Regions from separate parts of the Mus musculus genome. Here all the other regions are linked to region 1. The links are chromatin loops, found by intact Hi-C in ENCODE. Cell type or tissue: gastrocnemius. All regions are shown on one strand.

The links. A loop is a pair of places that touch in the nucleus more often than their neighbours do. Peaks named below come from ENCODE experiments on the same cell type or tissue, not always from the same donor. Only the 100,000 strongest peaks of a DNase experiment are listed, where the experiment ranks them.
Region 2: a loop joins it to region 1, with 5 times the contacts of the local background. A loop is called at or near these places in 2 of 42 quality-filtered maps.
Region 3: it touches region 1 in a loop (4-fold over the local background); 2 of 42 quality-filtered maps call a loop at or near these places.

The regions. Positions count from the first base shown.
Region 1 is chr15:63,600,239-63,602,738 of GRCm38, reverse strand. No RefSeq gene overlaps it. Among named protein-coding and RNA genes, the nearest start is that of 4930449C09Rik, 120 kb to the left of the region's middle. In gastrocnemius, a CTCF peak has its summit at 977; a DNase peak (open chromatin) is centred at 993.
Region 2 is chr15:63,015,198-63,017,697 of GRCm38, reverse strand. No RefSeq gene overlaps it. Among named protein-coding and RNA genes, the nearest start is that of Gm41334, 54 kb to the left of the region's middle. In gastrocnemius, no CTCF peak of the experiment used is centred here; a DNase peak (open chromatin) is centred at 1,379.
Region 3 is chr15:63,005,225-63,007,724 of GRCm38, reverse strand. No RefSeq gene overlaps it. Among named protein-coding and RNA genes, the nearest start is that of Gm30113, 52 kb to the right of the region's middle. In gastrocnemius, a CTCF peak has its summit at 1,081; no DNase peak of the experiment used is centred here; H3K27ac peaks cover 1,415 bases.

The DNA of each region.
Region 1 (2,500 bases):
ACTATGTAAGATGCATGAGGACAGTGGCTGTGAATATCATGGCATCACTGTCTCCTTGATGCCTAACCACAGCTCATTCAGAATTCACACTTGCTAACTGACTGTGCATACAAGTGTAAACTAACTGTGAATGCAATGGTAAGTGATAGCATGAATATGGACAGGCTATACATTGGTGAAATGTTTAGGATTCTGGCCTACAGACTTGCTTCTGGAAAAGAGATTTTCTTTTTTAGTTTAAATGCCCTGAATTGTATGTAGCCACATTGGCACCTTTCAAAAGGTAAAGGATTCTTAGACTGTAAGCGTATATACAGTCAGAAAAACTTTCTCCAGCCTCACTGGATTTATAGGGTGAGAAGAGTTATGTGAATCTAGGCCAGAGGCCAAAGTTCCTCATTTCTTCCATCACTGGCAAATTAGGGCCTCAACAAGATATGAATACGTCTGACTTATAAAAATCTGCCCTTGAAATACCAACAGCCCAGAGTCTCTGCTTGCTCTGTTTTCTTCCCACAAGGTCCATGGCATCTGGCTGCTTCAGGCACAGGTCAGTCTCTTGATACAGGTACTTCCAGTATTACTCCACAAAGTCTGTCTCTGCTACTTTCTAGCTGTGTGGCCTCAGCTGGCTGGCGTTACCCTTTAGTGACAAGATGAAGCAGTGAGGACTTCTGATGTCCACCTCAGCTTGAGTGTCAAGAAAACTGAGATCTAATTCAGAGAGAAACCTTAGCTGGCATTGTGATTTATTAGTGGACACATCTGCGAGAGGAAATTTCTCCATCCTTCTAGAAAGCGAGTCTCATTTTCACGTTAGAGCACCAAGGGCAGAGGCTGTATTTTTCTCTGCCCCTATGATGCTTGGACAGTCAAACCCTCAACGAATGTCCTTTAGAGAGGGAGCTTTGTCTGTCTTAAGGTGCCAAGGTCTTGTCTACCGAAGACCCTGTAGGGACTGTCTGTCCCCTGGTGTCCTCTAGATGGCAAGCTCAGTCCAACTTTGGAGTAGTCAGTGCCTCAGGCTGGGCAATACCCTGTCACAGAGTCCTTTATTGGGAATCCAGTTTCATCCAACGCACAATCTTCAGAATGGCTTCAAGGCTCTGCAAATTTTAGGTATGCAGGTTGGATTCCTTCCTTTGCAGGGAGATGATGGGTGTGGCTCTATAAATCTCCCACCTCCCTGATAGAGATATCTGGTAAGAGACAGATTGGATGAAAGACATTGATGACAGCCTCATATGGACTTTCTCAGTTAAATCTCACCACAGCCTACAAAATAACTGGTGGAACTATTTTTCCTCTAGCAGTCACATTCATGTACGTGATCAAACAGCTATTTCTGCACAGCTGGCTTGCTATGCCACACTCACAAAGGTGTAAGTCTCTTGCCCCAGACAATTTCTGTCTTCTTAGTGTTTTACTCAAGAAGAGCAAAGGTCAAAAAAAAAAAAATCAAGGGGGACTATGATCATCTTAATTAATTTTTTTTAACATGTGAGATAATATGGAGGGGATAGTCAGCTTGAGTCAGTGGGGCTGCACTAGTCTGAGCAGTGAGGACCAGAGCCTGAAAGTTTTAACAGAATGGGGTTTTATGTGTCAATGGAATTCTGTCTCAGCTTCCAGAGAGTCTGGTTCACAAGACACAGTCCACGGCAGACATTATAGATGCTTTCTGGCTTGCGAAATGCTTGTCTGCAATTTCTCCAGAAGCAGACTACTACTCTCTTTCTCTCTCCCACATAGTTGAGAGTTGGCTCGTCCTTTCTGGAGAAAAGTAACTGGGGAAACCCATCAATCTTATATTTATACCATTCAATATACATTCATATCCATTTAGATCTATTTAACCTTAATTTCTCTTAAAATATTCCTTATACCCTTTTACATATTTTAAATCCATTCTGACAATGTGCATCTTCAGAACATTAGTTTACAATATATATCTTACTTTCTTTTTGTTTCAGTCTATGCTTTTCCTTGATATTTTATCTAATTCTTTCTTTTGCTTCAAGGATTCTGGAATTCTGAGCTCAGGTCCTCCTGTATATGCAGCAAGCATTTTACTCATTGAGCCATTTCTCCAGCCCTTCTATTTGAAAATTGTATTACTTTTTTCTCTTATGAAATTGTTTATTTTGTTATACATTTTATTTTATGTATGGAATAAAGATACCAATGCTTGGGCCATTTGATAAGCAGGATTTGTAAATTGTTCCCTAAAATTTCTTCTACATATCCATCAAATATATATTCTATGTATAAACCCTCCCTCGTAGTGTAAGCTCTAGTTGTATTGGGGATACCACCCTATAAATGGTTATTCTACTTAACAATCAGGATAAGATAGCTACTTTGTATGGCAAAAATCTTGTATAGCAGACTGAATAGAGATTCTCTTGCTGACTTTGGAGAAATAAGATGTCAATTTGTGAGAGTGCCACATGGAAGGTCAAGGTGTGGTCTCAAAGAGATGAGCAGCCAAGTAGAAGAT
Region 2 (2,500 bases), 590 kb after region 1:
ATATTCATCTTTCGGTAAGACTTAAACTATAGATGTAATTGCACATGAAACATTGACTCAGCTCCTTGGAAGACAAGGAAAAACTTTTATTTAATCAGAGTAGCTTCCACAAGAAGATAAATTTAACACCTAGCATATTGGTGGGCAAGTACTGGCACAGATAAAATAGATTATTTATTATAAATACTTGTGTTTATGTCTTGTTTGGCCAAGTACTATGATCTTAATTGTGCCTTATTTTCATGCTTTAGCGGTCATGCTGATTGTAAATGAGAAAAGCTTATATTAAGCTATTCTTACTGATTTTATATAACTTTGTCATCTCTTCCTTGTTATCAAGCATGGCTAGAATAACTGTTCTAAAATTTTGGACTGATTAATGACTGCAGTAAATGGTCATAATCTGGTTTTACAGTAGATGGTCAAATAAATATAATTATTTAGACAAAGCCTTATGAAGCCACACTTCCTTTCCTGAAAATGACTGGAATTTGCCATCTCTTGTAGCTCCATTCATCTGGTAATACCATCTGAGAAAAAAAAAAAAACAAAAAACAAAAATAAAAACAAAACAGACACCACCAAGGGAATTTGATTGGCAACAAAGAAAGGCTGAGACCTCATCTTTCACTGCCACAAGAGCATGTGCGTTGTGACATTATGTTAATACAATTTAAAGACACAAACCCAACATTTGTTCAGGTGTGAGATAGGAAATCATTGCTTGGGTTTTAGCCAACTGACAAAAGGCAAATTCTGTAAGAAGAAAAAAAAAAATCTTTCAAATACAAATGCTGGATGTCAGTCCCTTTAACACCAGATGAGAGTGGTCCAGAAAGGCTTGTAATAACCAGTGACAGATCACCCAGAAGCTGGAGTTCAGTCTTCATGCTAGGATCTGTGAGGAGTCACCCACTCATTGTGAGAACGCGAATGACATGCTCAGATCTGTTTCTTAAAAATGTCATTCTAACAACACTGGAGGGGATGTGCAAGGGGACACTGGAGATGGGAGTGCTGATCGACAGAAAACAAAAAGCCAAACAAGGCCCCAAATATATTAAAGAATTGAAATGTGCAGGATTTTCACACTGTTCAAAGATGGAGGTTGGTAATTGAAAAAGCAAAAAACAAAAATCAGAGCCTTTGGGTGATTTCAGGCATTTAACGGGGCAGCTAAGTGAATAAATTTAGCCTTTTATACAAAGGTATAGAATTTGAACTAGGAAGATATCTCTGTCTGGTAACTGATTTCAATCCCAAGAACTCATAGAAAAAAACAAGACATCATGGCTCATGGTTATTACCCCAGTTCCAGGCAGATACAAACAAGGTGCATCCCTGAGGCTTGTTACCCAGCAAGCCTGTCCAATTGGCTTCATGCCAGTGAGAGACCTGTCTCAAACAAAAATTAACAGGCAGACTCTCCAATGACACAAGTGGTTGTCATCTGGTTCCACATGTATCTGGACACAACACACACACACACACACACACACACACACACACACACACACACACACAGAGAGAGAGAGAGAGAGAGAGAGAGAGAGAGAGAGAGAGAGAGAGAGAGAGAGAGAGTGTGTGTTAAATGAGGAGAGGATCCTATTCACAGGAGTTGGATCAGAAAACTAAGTCTGTCCTATGTGTCATGGATTGAAGGCAAAAATATGTAGCTGTCAAGAAAATTCTAATAGTCTTGATTCAGATTGGGGTGAGACTCAAGGCTGCTAGAAACTAGGAAAAATCTAAATTAGGACTCTTACCTGTGGCAAAGAAGAGGGTCTGTGAAGGTGGACGAGCAAACATGGCTAGAAAAGTCACAGATAATGAATAATATAGTATGCTAGGTATAAACTTTAAAAGAGATTACTTAAGAAAGAAGGGGTTGGCAGTTGTAAATGCTGAAGAGACAACAAATAAGATATAAAAAGAAGTAATTTGCTTCTTCTTTGGTGTTCTCAATCTTAGTTCAGGGCAATTCCATTTACAGGACCTCCTGAACTAACGCCTTCTTCAAGTTCTTTATTCCAATCACATCCATTATATAAGCAATTAGAACATCTTGTTTCTCCTATCTGCAATTGATACCCAGAACTCATCTATGTTCTACCAGCTTTCACTCTATGATCCCTTGCATACTCCAGCATGTCTCCTGGACCACTGTGGTCATCAACTAGATGGCTTGCAGCACCCATTCTGACTCTGCTGTAGTCTGTACTTTATTGGGCAGTCATAGCAATCCTTGAAAAGGTGAAGCTTAGCATATTATACCATTTCCTGAAACACCAAGAGCTTTGTACCATTCTTAGAATCAATTTAACAATTCTTCCTGCAAATATTGGCATTGTAAACTTCTCCAGCCCTAGTGATCCCTCAAACTCCTTTTCTATCATTATTATCCTTGATGTCTCTATTCCATCCACCTATCTGCTCTCTTTAATACCCTACTCACCTTCCTGCACCAAGCTTTGAGCTTATATTTCTTTATGCACTGCTC
Region 3 (2,500 bases), 600 kb after region 1:
CACTCTTTTTTTTTCATATTAATGTATTTACTCATGGTCCTAGGATGGCTGGGTAACTGAGCTCACACCGATGTTTCAGTCAACAATGAAAATCAGGTTTGAATATGTTGAAAGAGGGGAGCTAAAAGCTAACATTTCTTTTCCTGTAGTGTAAATCTTTCTATAAACCCAGTAAGAACAAGTCTGGTTGTGTTTCTTTAAACAAAAGTATCATGTGAACATCTATTTCTAAATAGTCAAGGGAAACAAGCATTAGGAATGAGGGTTGGGTCACCAACAAACAGGTTCTAGTACTGAGTTCACATGACCACGTGATAATGCCTTTCAGCATCACTTTGTGCTGCCTACCAAAGGAAAGTAATGAACAATACTTTATAAACTTCTGAATTGGAAAAGCAAACCTCCTACCGGTGCCCTTAGCAACCATCTTCCCATGCTTGTAGCTTCTACAGGAGGCTTTCCTAAGTCAGTTTTAATGTTCCTACTACCCTGAAATTTGAGCACCGGAATGTGCTTGTCACCTTGAAATTGAAGACAGAGTGGAATACGGAGTGCCAGATCTTCTCCTATGAGGGCTTTCCATGAATTTTCTGGATCCCGTTAAGATCTTCCGAGGTAAATACTCAGTGCGGCTTAACTGGGCTTGAGTTCAGGCTTGTGTCGGAATTCAGCACACCATTCCTGCCACTGCTGAGCATGGCACAGATTCCCCGGGTGGAAAGTCATGCTCTGGAAATAGGTTAGAGCTTTTTAACAGGTCATTTGCCGTTCATATCAGGTCACAAGTATATGGCTCACAGTTCCAGATTAATGTCACCTATATCAGTTCAGTGACCTGAGAAAGATACTCCCCACCCCCCGCGCCCCCTGTTCCCCCGCCCTCCCTCCCTCCCCCCGCTTGGTTTATCTGGCTTCTACTGCATGGCACACCCACATCTATGCAAGATGGAGCTGTTCCCGTTTGACAGTGGCAGAAGGTGCTTTTCTTGCAGGATTTCTAGGTCAAAGGCTAAAGGAGGACTTGGAGGGTTCAGTCTGAAGTATCTGCTGTTGTCCTACAACAAACTCTTACCATGAGGAGGCAGCATAACACAGACATAAGTGTAGGTTGGGTTGGCCTTGATTCTAGACCAGCACCCCTAAACATCCAAGCCTTAGCTCTGCTACCTAAGCTCTGTGAAGTCCCGTGATTGCCTTGAAAATTAAATAAGGCCAGACCTTTTAAGCTCTTGGCAAAGTAGGTGATTTGTGTTTGTTATCGCTGTACTGAGGCCCTTGCTTTTAGTAATGTTACTGTTTTAGAAAGTAAGTCTGGAGTTTCTTCTCACTTTAAAAAACAAAAAAACAAAAACAAAAGCAAAACGCCGGGTGTGGTGGCACACGCCTTTAATCCCAGCACTCGGGAGGCCGAGGCAGGCCGCGGATCTCTGAGTTCGAGGCCAGCCTGGTCTACAGAGTGAGTTCCAGGACAGCCAGCCAGGGCTACACAGAGAAACCCTGTCTCGAAAAACAAAACAAAACAAAACAAACAAACAAACCCCCCCCCCAAAAAAAAAACAAAAAACAAAAAAAAAAAAAAACAAAACCAAAAAACCAAACCCCAAAACAACAACAACAGCAACAACAACAACAACAACAAAAAACCCGAAACAACAACAACAAAAACAAAAAAACTTTCAAAAGACCCAATATGTCCCTAAGGCAAACTTGAGGCCCATGTATATGTACTATAGAGTTAACATATCTAAATTACTGGAATCATTAGGAATGGTGGTCTGAATTAGGACAACTTTACAATAAGCTACTATATCTGCGAATATTCATTCATATTGGAAAACATCAATAACCTATCATCTCTGTTCTCACATGGCCCAGGAGTGGAGGAAGCACCCAGAAGACATGGCCTCAAAACCAACACCACTTCATGTCCTATGTATTTCTTGGCTAACACCATCCTTCAGACTGAGATTAATAGAATAGGAACTAGCAAGGGTTTGGGTACCACAGCACTTTATGCTAGTTGACAGTCTCATTCTACCTATACTAGCCCTGACAACTCACAGTTCCTGATATAGGTACTGTTATTCTCTCCATCATATACTTAAAGAGGTGTAGGCTAAGCTTGCTATGAAGGGACTTCCAATGGACAAAAGGCCTCTGTCAGCAATACTGAGCTCTGGATTCATGTGGGGATACTATACACTGATTTTCTTTCCTCACTTTATTGCTTTCTGAATAGAGGAGAAAAGGTGGCCAGGACACTGAGGTATAAAGTAGAAATGTATAGTTGTAAGTTGATATAGTTCATGTGAGGGTAGATGACAAGGCATCAGTATAGACCACAAAAGTATACACATTCAAACCCTTTACATGACAATTAGAATAAATGAAGCTTCTGTCACAGAGGACCCCTGTCCTCTTCCTTCTGTTTCAGCACCCAAAACCACCTAGAATTCCAGTTCCAGGGAATCTGATGCCGCCTTCTGGTCTCCACTGGCAC